Linked DNA regions of Homo sapiens: region 1 is linked to region 2. The links are chromatin contacts, found by Hi-C or POLR2A ChIA-PET in ENCODE. All regions are on one chromosome and are shown on one strand. Each heading gives the region's core, a stretch centred on a gene start or an enhancer-like site at or near the end of the contact. The rest is flanking DNA. Distances are from core to core; before and after follow the strand shown. Region 1 has its middle 2.6 kb from the start of TPRG1-AS1. Region 2 holds the start of LOC105374265 (a long non-coding RNA gene).

The links. A loop is a pair of places that touch in the nucleus more often than their neighbours do. ChIA-PET counts read pairs that join two places held with the same protein, here RNA polymerase II (POLR2A). Pooled maps may share reads with other maps.
Region 1: a map with no recorded cell type shows a loop between it and region 2 (2.6-fold over the local background). The contact joins two enhancer-like sites. A Hi-C loop is called at or near these places in 1 of 168 maps with a recorded cell type or tissue (PC-9), 1 of 37 single-sample maps with no recorded cell type and 1 of 50 pooled maps. POLR2A ChIA-PET finds 5 or more read pairs at or near these places in 2 of 52 experiments (both WTC11).

Annotation. Positions count from the first base shown.
Region 1 is chr3:188,948,047-188,952,509 of GRCh38, forward strand. No RefSeq gene overlaps it. Among named protein-coding and RNA genes, the nearest start is that of TPRG1-AS1, 2.6 kb to the left of the region's middle. Within about 2 kb of position 2,990, at least 27 of the 41 ENCODE cell types and tissues checked have a DNase peak (open chromatin) inside an H3K27ac peak, as active enhancers do.
Region 2 is chr3:187,932,682-187,937,462 of GRCh38, forward strand. It overlaps LOC105374265 (a long non-coding RNA gene), which reads right to left and starts at 544. Exons shown (of 2, transcript XR_924814.1): 1 at 464-544; 2 at 1-151. Within about 2 kb of position 3,335, at least 2 of the 41 ENCODE cell types and tissues checked have a DNase peak (open chromatin) inside an H3K27ac peak, as active enhancers do.

The sequences.
Region 1 (4,463 bases), core at 1,740-4,239, 1.0 Mb after region 2:
CCCTCCCAGCCACCTCTCCCTCTTTGTCGCATTACATAGTAATCTGAGATGCACTGGATGTGCTCCAGGGAACAGAATGTACTTGGCAGAGACGCGGGGCTTGATGTCTGCAAAATGTCGGAAACGCAGCCAAGAGCTGCTAACTGGGTCATTAACCTCCAAAAGCAAAGCGAGGACTGTAAGGCCCGCTCTGCCTCCCTTCATCTCGCCAATAAAAGTGCCTCAGTGTGAGGGGGAAGAAAAAGCCCAAGGTTGACTGCTTTGATTTCTAGGCACCAAAGGCAGGCCCGTCCTCTCGTCCTGGCCCAGGCCCCAGCCCCTCCGGGCCAGCCCCTGCGCCACATCAGAGTTTACAAGTGACCTTTGAAAGGCTCAGCAACCCCGCAGGGCCATGCTTGCGCCTCAGCAAAGAAGTTACCCAGCAGCCGTTCCCTACCGCACAGCCTTGGACACATTTTCTTGGGTCCAGGAGGAGTTAAGGGAGTGGGGGTGAGTAGGGGTGAAAGGAGAAGGTTCCAGGTCCTTCACCTACAGTGAAGGGCTCTGCTGTCTCTCCCCTCCTCTGCTTCTCTCCCTCTTTTTCCTCCCCCTCCTCTTTCTTCTTTCTTGTCTTCCTCCTCTCCCTCTTCCACTTCTTTCTGAGAGCAGGCTTTGAGGTAGGTTCATGAATACATGGCCTGGGTCCAGGGGATTTGCATTCAAGCCGCTTGCAGCTCTGTTACTTGCTATGTGACCTTGGGTGAGTCACTCATTTCTCTGCTTTTAAATTCCCTTCTTCTCCATTGTTCACCACAATAACACCTTCCTGACATACATCACAAAACAGTGAGGCCAAATGAGAAAGTCTTTCCCTGACCGCCTTGTCTTTCACCCCTCTGAAAGCCCTGAGGTCCAAAGTGCCTCTGGCCTTGTGTGTACTCCTGGAAAATAGGAATACAAGTGGTCTCACCAGAAAGATTCAAACGTTTGAATGTTTTCAAGGGGATAGCCCCTAAAATCCACCCTCTTCAAGTTTTCTAGCCCTGTGAGGTTGCCAAACAGACACTTCCCCCTAATGCTCCAACCCACTTCTCCAGTGGCTAGAGAGAGAAAGTGACCGGTACAGAAACCAGAAGAGGTTGTGCAGTTCCTCAAATGAGACTCCCTTCCTTGTTGGAGGGAAGACAGTCAGCCTGGTAAGACTAGCAGCAGCCCACGAGATGTGGGTCTGAGCAGTCTCAACAAAAGTCCAGGATGAGGAGAATGGAGATTTGTGCAGCCATGCTGATAAGAGGAGGAAAGCTCGCTCCTGGTGCTCTCTAGGAAATTAGAACCAAGCCCAGCCTGGCATCAGCACCCTTCCTGCCTCATCTCTCGTTGGTCTTACCACTCCTTCCATGGCAGCCACATCAGATGGGTTCTGGCTGGTCGCGGTGCTCCATGGACGCCTCCTGCTTTCCTGCCACTTGGGCCTTGGCTGAGATGTCTTAAAAAATTTTTTAAACTCATCAGAATTTGATGGCCTCTATTTGGCCTATCTCTGCCACACATTCAAATCTTTCACATCCCTCAAAACCCAGCTTCAATGCCATCTCCTCTATTTAGATGTCACTTCTTTCTCTTTCAGTCTCAGTACACCCAGCCAGCCTTGGGTTATGCCATTTTTGTGCTTGCTAGATCCCTCTTATGCCATAGAGATTTCTCTGTGGATACAAACTCTGCTGTTGATCTCAATACTGATGGCTAAGGTATATCATAATACATCATAAATACATCCTGGTTTGCCATCTCAGTTTATGACTTTGTCTTGGTATAATATAAAATGTACCTTATGGCTAAGGTACATCATAAGGTACATCATAATACATCCTGATTTGCCATCTCAGTTTATGACTCTGTCTTGGTATAATTAGTTATTAATAGGTCCCTCCTTCACCTTGAAGTTTTTGGGTTTGGATGATAAATTATACAGTCACCTTACTGAGGGTCTCTATCCAAGTACATGGTACATTAGCAGGGGCTCAGTAAATGTGGCAAAGTACCTTAAAGGGCATTTAAAGGATCTTTTATACCCAGGTCACTGGGGCTCTCAGCCCTACCCTTTTCACTCCTTTTCTGGAGGCAGGCTACCATTTGTTCCTCTTCTCTCAAGGACTGCAGAATGACCTATGACCACTTTCTTTTTGACAAGCCTTTCCAGGATTTCAAAATGCTCTGACCCAACAAGAGAAATCACTTACCACAATCCTACCCCTTCTTCTCAGCCCCTAAACAGTAGAACAGCCACTGGATATTGGAAATAGGTATCAGACACTAGAGAAGGTCAGAACACAGCTGGTGCGATATATCATTTCCAGCCTCAACTGGACTTTTGGCCTTGCCCAATTTCTTTTTTTGTTTGTTTGTTTGTTTGTTTTTGTTTTTGAGATAGAGTCTTGCTCTGTCACCCAGGCTGGAGTGCAGTGGCATGACCTCGGCTCACTGCAACCTCTGCCTCCTGGGTTCAAGTGATTCCCCTGCCTCAGCCTCCCGAGTAGCTGGTACAGGTGCCCACCACCATGCTTGGCTAATTTTTGTATTTTTAGTAGAGATGGGGTTTCACCATGTTGGCCAGGCTGGTCTCGAACTCCTGACCTCAGGTGATCTGCCTGCCTCAACCTCCCAAAGTGCTGGGATTATAGGCATGAGCCACTGCGCCCAGCCAGACTTGCCCAATTTCTTTGACAGTCCAAGTTTTCAGAATTGCCTCTATTTACACAGTTGCCTTAGGAGAGGATCACAACTTGGAAAGCTTGAAGCTTCTTTATTATAAACTATGTAGTTAACATTCTAGGTTCTGTTCAGAGGTCAGAAAAGATAAGGTCTCTTGTGCTTTTTCATCATAATAAAAAACTTACTCAAAAGTCAGCCTGTTGGGGTGAGTGTTTGTTGACTTTTTAAACAAGATATCAAGCATTTGGAAGTAACAGAGGCAATACGCCCAGCCGTGTGAATGGAGCTCTAGCTTCAGCATCAGGAAGCCTGGGTCGACGTCTCCTCCTCTGACTCATTGCTTGCTGAAACATGAATCATATGCCCTTTCTCAGCACTGGGTCTCACTTCCTTCATCTCCCCTATAAAATGGGCGTATTTGCCATTCCTACCACACAGGAGGGGGCTGAGGCTTTCAGAGTCCTTGCTAATTACACACAAAAATATTATTAAAAGTAAAAATAAGCCATAGTGTGATTTTGACGCTCTGAAGAGGCACACGTGGAGGGTATGCGAAGCCATTTTATGACCTTGCTTCGTTTCTGGACATCCCAGTTCACTGAGAACAGGCTCTCAGAACGTGGGAATGGGCAGGAGAATCCATGTTGAGATGGAGATGCGAATGAGTCTGGTCTGTTTACGTGGGAGCAGGAGACCTTTGAGGAGATCACTCGCCAGCAATCAAGAAGAAGAACATGGAGACTGGGATGGAAACCCAAATAAGGCTATTCTGTGGAGGGCTCTGATGCCAAGGCTGGGGTGTTTGGACTCCCTTGAGGGTTATGGGAGATCAGTGGAGGTGACTGAGCAGGAGCATGGCACGACCCACAGTGTGTTTCAGTGAGACACTGTTTCATGGAGGGGCAGAAATGGGAGCTGGGGTCTGTCACCTTGTAAGCAAATGGCAGCTCCCCTCTGTCTGAGCTTCAGTTTCTCATCTGTTAAATAGATGGGTTAAACAGCAAATTGGTCTAATATGCTGTGATTCTATACTAAAGAACATGAGGAAACAGCTTGTCATATTGACGTGTGTGTGTGGAGGGTGTGTGTGTGTTTGGGTCAGGGGAAGAGGTGGGAATGCGGTAACTGCTTTGTTAGACACAAAGCCAAGTCCAGAGACCTTGTTCTTTAGGGAGGAAGCCTGAGCAGCCTCACGATCTCTAGCAGGTCTGAAGAACTTTCTGGGTATCTTTCTTTAGGCCACAGCACAGCACATCTGCACTTTAGGGCCTGGCCAGCGACCTCTGTCTAGACGTGTCTGCTGTCTACTTCCTAGTTCAGCTGAGAGAGCTAATATTTGAAAAGACTGGCCAGGCGCAGTGGCTCACGGCTGTAATCCCAGCACTTTGGGAGGCCGAGGCTGGCGGATCACCTGAAGTCAGTAGTTTGAGATCAGCCTGGCCAACATGGCGAAACCCTGAATCTACTAAAAATACAAAAATGAGCTGGGCGTAGTGGCAGGCACCTGTAATCCCAGCTACTTGGGAGGCTGAGGCAGGAGAGTTGCTTGAACTCGGGAGGCGGAGGTTGCAGTGAGCCGAGATCATGCCCTTGCACTCCAGCCTGGGTGACAAGAGCGAAACTCTGTCTCAAAAACAAAACAAGACAAAACAAAACGAAAGACTGCATAGGGGTTCTTGCAAACTAGCTATTTCTCAAGATATTTCAAATCTGTCTGTATCTTCCTATTAAATTTTCAGGAAGTTTTATATCAATGAGGACTACATGGCTTG
Region 2 (4,781 bases), core at 2,085-4,584:
GTGAGGAGGGACTTACTGGTTCATGTGCTCTCTGGAGGCTCTGCGGTTTCATTTCACCTGCTGCAGATTGTTCTGTGACCTTTCCTCCATCGCTGGACGCAAACCTTTCTCATTGCGAGATATTAGGTAACTGCAGAACAGAACATCCAAGCTAGAAGGAATTTTGGAGATCATTAAGTCCAATTCCAAAACCATCTTAAGGAGGAATGAACACTGAGTTCTAGGAAAATAAACTACTTGCCCAGAGACTTTGCTAATTTATGTGCTCCTCAGGGCAGGGCCATGTTCAAGCAATGAAGAAATAAGGATCAGGCACTTGCTTTCAAAAAGCACACCGTCCGGTAAACTACACCCTACTCATCTTAACATCTCAAATGTCTAACCCAGGGCCTAACACACATAGTAGATGCTCCATAGATGGTTCCCGATTAAGTAAACAAGTGAATGAATTAATGAATGTCACCTTGATAGTCACCTGCTGAGCCGGTGCCAAACCTTGAACTTAGGATTTCTATGCTGGGCTCCCACTGCTCATACTCTCTGCCTCCCCCATTCAGACTCATAGTAAGGTTCGAGAAACAGCCAATAAACATGACAAAAATGCATGCAAATATTCAATACCCATCATGTTTATTCACGATTCACAAGTGTATTCCTAGTCTTCTTCGATAAGACTCTCTCTCTATCATGATGTGACAGAAGCTAAGCAGAGAAACAGAGCTTCCAGCTGAAGAACAGCACTGACAGAGCCAGGAACTGCCTCTTGGAATGCCAGTACTGCCTCAAGCCGAAAATGTTCCCATGTCCTTGCTCTTCAAATAGGAACCAGCATATGACACATATGGGCTCATGATGGATATTTTAACATGTTTCAAATTTTGCCTGATTTTCACTCATTCCATAGAATGTCTAAGCTAGAAAATGCCTTGGAGATCATCAGGCTTAATAATTCTTTCATGGGACAGATAGAAATCCGAGAGTCAGAGGGGGAACGTGAGTGGTTCATGGTCACACAACCTGTCAGTGGCTCAGATTGACCCCAAACCCAGGATTCCTAGATTCCACCTAAGAGATTCTTTGTGTGCCCCATACTGCTGGATTCAGCATTAAGCCAGCAGACCAGTCAAGTGTAAGCTTCTTGAGAGCACAGGCTGTATCAATGGCTTATCTTTCTATCTCAGATTTCTAGCTCAGTGGCTTGCATGTCACAGAAACTCCTTCTCTACCCAGCACTGTGGAGTTCTCAGAGCTTTCATGTTCACCATGAGCCCCACTTTACATATGAGTGAGCCTCATGTTGCTCAAATGGACAAAGGGCTCACGGCTTCAGAAAAATGGTAGCAGAACTTGAACCCTGATCATTGGACAGCTAATTCATGCCCTTTTTCTGTCCTACGTAACCACCCAATAACTTTGATTACCAAGTGAGTAAATGATTACAGGATGAATGGTTGAAAGACTGACAAACATAGAAATCAATCACTCTCTCTTGAAAAACAGATTTTAAAAAACAAATAACTCGGCCGGGCGCGGTGGCTCACACCTGTAATCCCAGCACTTTGGGATGCCGAGGTGGGCGAATCATGAGGTCAGGAGATCGAGACTATCCTGACTAACATGGTGAAACCCCATCTCTACTAAAAAATACAAAAAAGTTAGCTGGGCGTGGTGTTGGGCGCCTGTAGTCCCAGCTACTGGGGAGGCTGAGGCAGGAGAATGGCATGAACCCAGGAGGCGGAGCTTGCAGTGAGCTGAGATTGCGCCACTGCACTCCAGCCTGGGGGACAGAGCGAGACTCCATCTCAAAAAAAATGAATAAATAAAAATAAAATAAATAAATAATTCTAGACCCTCATTCAGTAAAAAGTCTTTACTTGGACCCCCCGGTGGCCTGCTTTGGCTCTCTCACCTTGAATTTCCCTTCATTTGACACCAACATGTGTGTTTAGGGAAAAGGAAAAGCTAACAGCACTTAACCTCTGTGTTCCTTGAGGGGTCAATTTTTCTGATGTTAATCCTGTCCAATTTGGGTGATTTTAAAAAGTACAAAGAAAGACATTTAAGCCATGCAAATTCCTCCTCCCAGAGATTGCCAGTAGTTAACATTTTGGTGAATATCCATCATCTTTTTAAAATCTTTTTTCTAAAGCTTATAAATAAATTTTTAATGGATTTGCACTGAAAAACTGCTTAGTAATTTGTTTTTGTTGCTTAATAATAAATCACAAATATCTAATTAGGTCGCAAGTTGATCAAGTGGGAGAATGAGCATATTTTAACAATGTTTGATCAGTTGAGTAACACACAGGTGATGAGATTCCCAAACATTGCTTTCCATTGACTGTTTTAAGGACCCAGAGAAGCCATATTACCAGTCCTTGCCCGGGCTCTTCCGCTTCTAACATGACCATGGCTGCAACATGGTTAAGGTATCAGTAATTATAATAGCTCGGAATAACAGCTTACATTTTGCTAACCTCTCTTATAACACACACACACACACACACACACACACACACAGAGTAACATGTCAACCATTGTGATCAATAGGCAGAGAAGGAAACCTCACATATCTCATGTTCCTTGCACAACCCTGGAAGAGAAGCAGGTTCATGTCATTATTTTAAAGATGAAAAACTTGAGGATCAGGGAGATCATGTGACAGGCCTGCCTTTTGGGTTTTTGTTTCTTTGTTTGTTTGTTCTTTTAGTAACATCTTTAGAAAGAAAATAAAGAAAAATGAACCAAAGTTCAAAGAGGAGTTCTTATGATTGGAGATTAGAAAAAGATTTTACTCATTCATACTAGAGAGACTAACACATTCTTGGTCTTTCATTCCAGACCACTCTTTATACCTACCACACTGCTTCCTGACTTAAAACACCTTTGAAAGTTTTGGTGATTTTAGCTAATTTAATAGAACATTTTATGATATATACATATAAACATGCTGCGTTCTTTCCTGCCCCACCTCTAGCAGCAATGAGTGCTGACGGTGCATTCTGCGGCCTCCACGGATGGGCTGACTGCCTGTCACGTCTGTGAACAAGGTTTAATTTGATTAACGTGGGCTACCAGTCAGGACGACCTCCCCTGCTCAGCGACGCAAGGGCTGCTGGGTATGGCTGGCTGGAGGGCCAGAGAGCAGTTGTGATTCATTTCTGCCCCAGGCACCCACCTGGCGGGCCTGGTGCAAGTGCCGTGGGATCAGGGGAAAGTGAGAGGCCTGGCAGGCGCCTTGGCTGTGAGCTGAGCTTCGGGAGTAATAGTGAGAAGAGGGATGAGGGCAGCAGCTGCTGAGGTTGATATTTATATAATGACTCTCTGTGTTTTGAGGCAGGAAGTGAAACTGAGGTTGTGCTGAGACACTTTCCTTCCCCCATACCACTGCCCACGGCGGCTCCGGTGGGTGACCCAGGGAGAGCCACAGCAGATGCAGAGCAGGCTCCAGCCCCTTACTGGGGTGTCGGAGCTAAGGCTCTGTAGGGTCCAAGAGGCTCCCCTCCCTCTCCGTATGATTGTCCCTCCTTTCTCTCCACTTAGTTCTGCCTTATGGTGGAGACAGCATTGCTGCACCCCTGCAGCTTTGTAGGATTGCCATAATGGACTGTGGGACAATATCTACAAAACACAAGGCCAATCACGCATCTCTGGAGAATTAGCATTAAAACTCTTTATTACTTTCCTATGACCACTTCCAACACCACCACCACTGGTTTTTGTGGATTGTTTTTCCCTGACTTCTATACCTGCCTCAAGCCAACTTTCTGCCTGGTTTTTCTTCCTTCCTTCCAAGCATTAATACCTTTTGGAACCACCTCAGACCTCACAGTAAATGTCCCCTTCAGTGCTTTCCTTTCCTCTTGCTTAAGCCCAAGTTTAGGAATTCCATTCTTTCCTGTCTAAAACAAAAAGGCATTTTAATATAGATGATGTTCCATCCAGAGAGGCCTTCCTATTCTGCTTCTCACTCTAGTGTTGGGAGATTATTTGAAACATGGAGTGTTCACAGCTGAAAAGGACTTAAAAACTGTCTAGCCTCTGCTTCTCAATGACTGAAGGAGAAGCAAAGACCGTGTTAGAACTGAGGATCCCAAGGCCCTACTTCAGACCTGCTGAATCAGAATCAGCATTTTAACAAGATCTCCAGATGATTCACATGGACATTACACTTTGAGAGGCACTGTCTTATCCCAAGATGCTTATTAACAGGTGGAAGAAATAAAGGCCCAAAGAGGAAAACAAACAAGCACAAGGTCATCAGCAAGAGAATGCCACTAAAATAGAAGTTAGAAGTCTGTTTAGTTCAAGTCCCTTCCCTCTGCATGAGGCCTTAATAAAGACATAGTTCCAATGCCAGCACTGTGAAACAAGCAAAGCAATCTCTCCTCCCTCTTTATTTTTACTCTAAACTTCATCTATGGGTATGTTTTCAATTTATTTTACAAATAGAAAGTCAATACTAATGATTTCACAGCACTGCTTTCGAGCTCTTGTCCGTCTAGGTTGCCATGCTAGTTGCTGAATTCCATAGTCCACTGTACTTGATCAAGTATACTTTCCCCACAGTTTATTTGAAGTGAAGCTTCTGAGTGCTGGCAAGAAAAGAAAGATGTGCTGGGTGTGGTGGCTCATGCCTGTAATCCCAGCACTTTGGGAGGCCGAGGCCGGCCAATCACCTGAGGTTGGAAGTTCGAGACCAGCCTGACCAACATGGAGAAACCTCGTCTCTACTAAATATACAAACTTGGCCGGGCGTGGTGGTACATTCCTGTAACCGC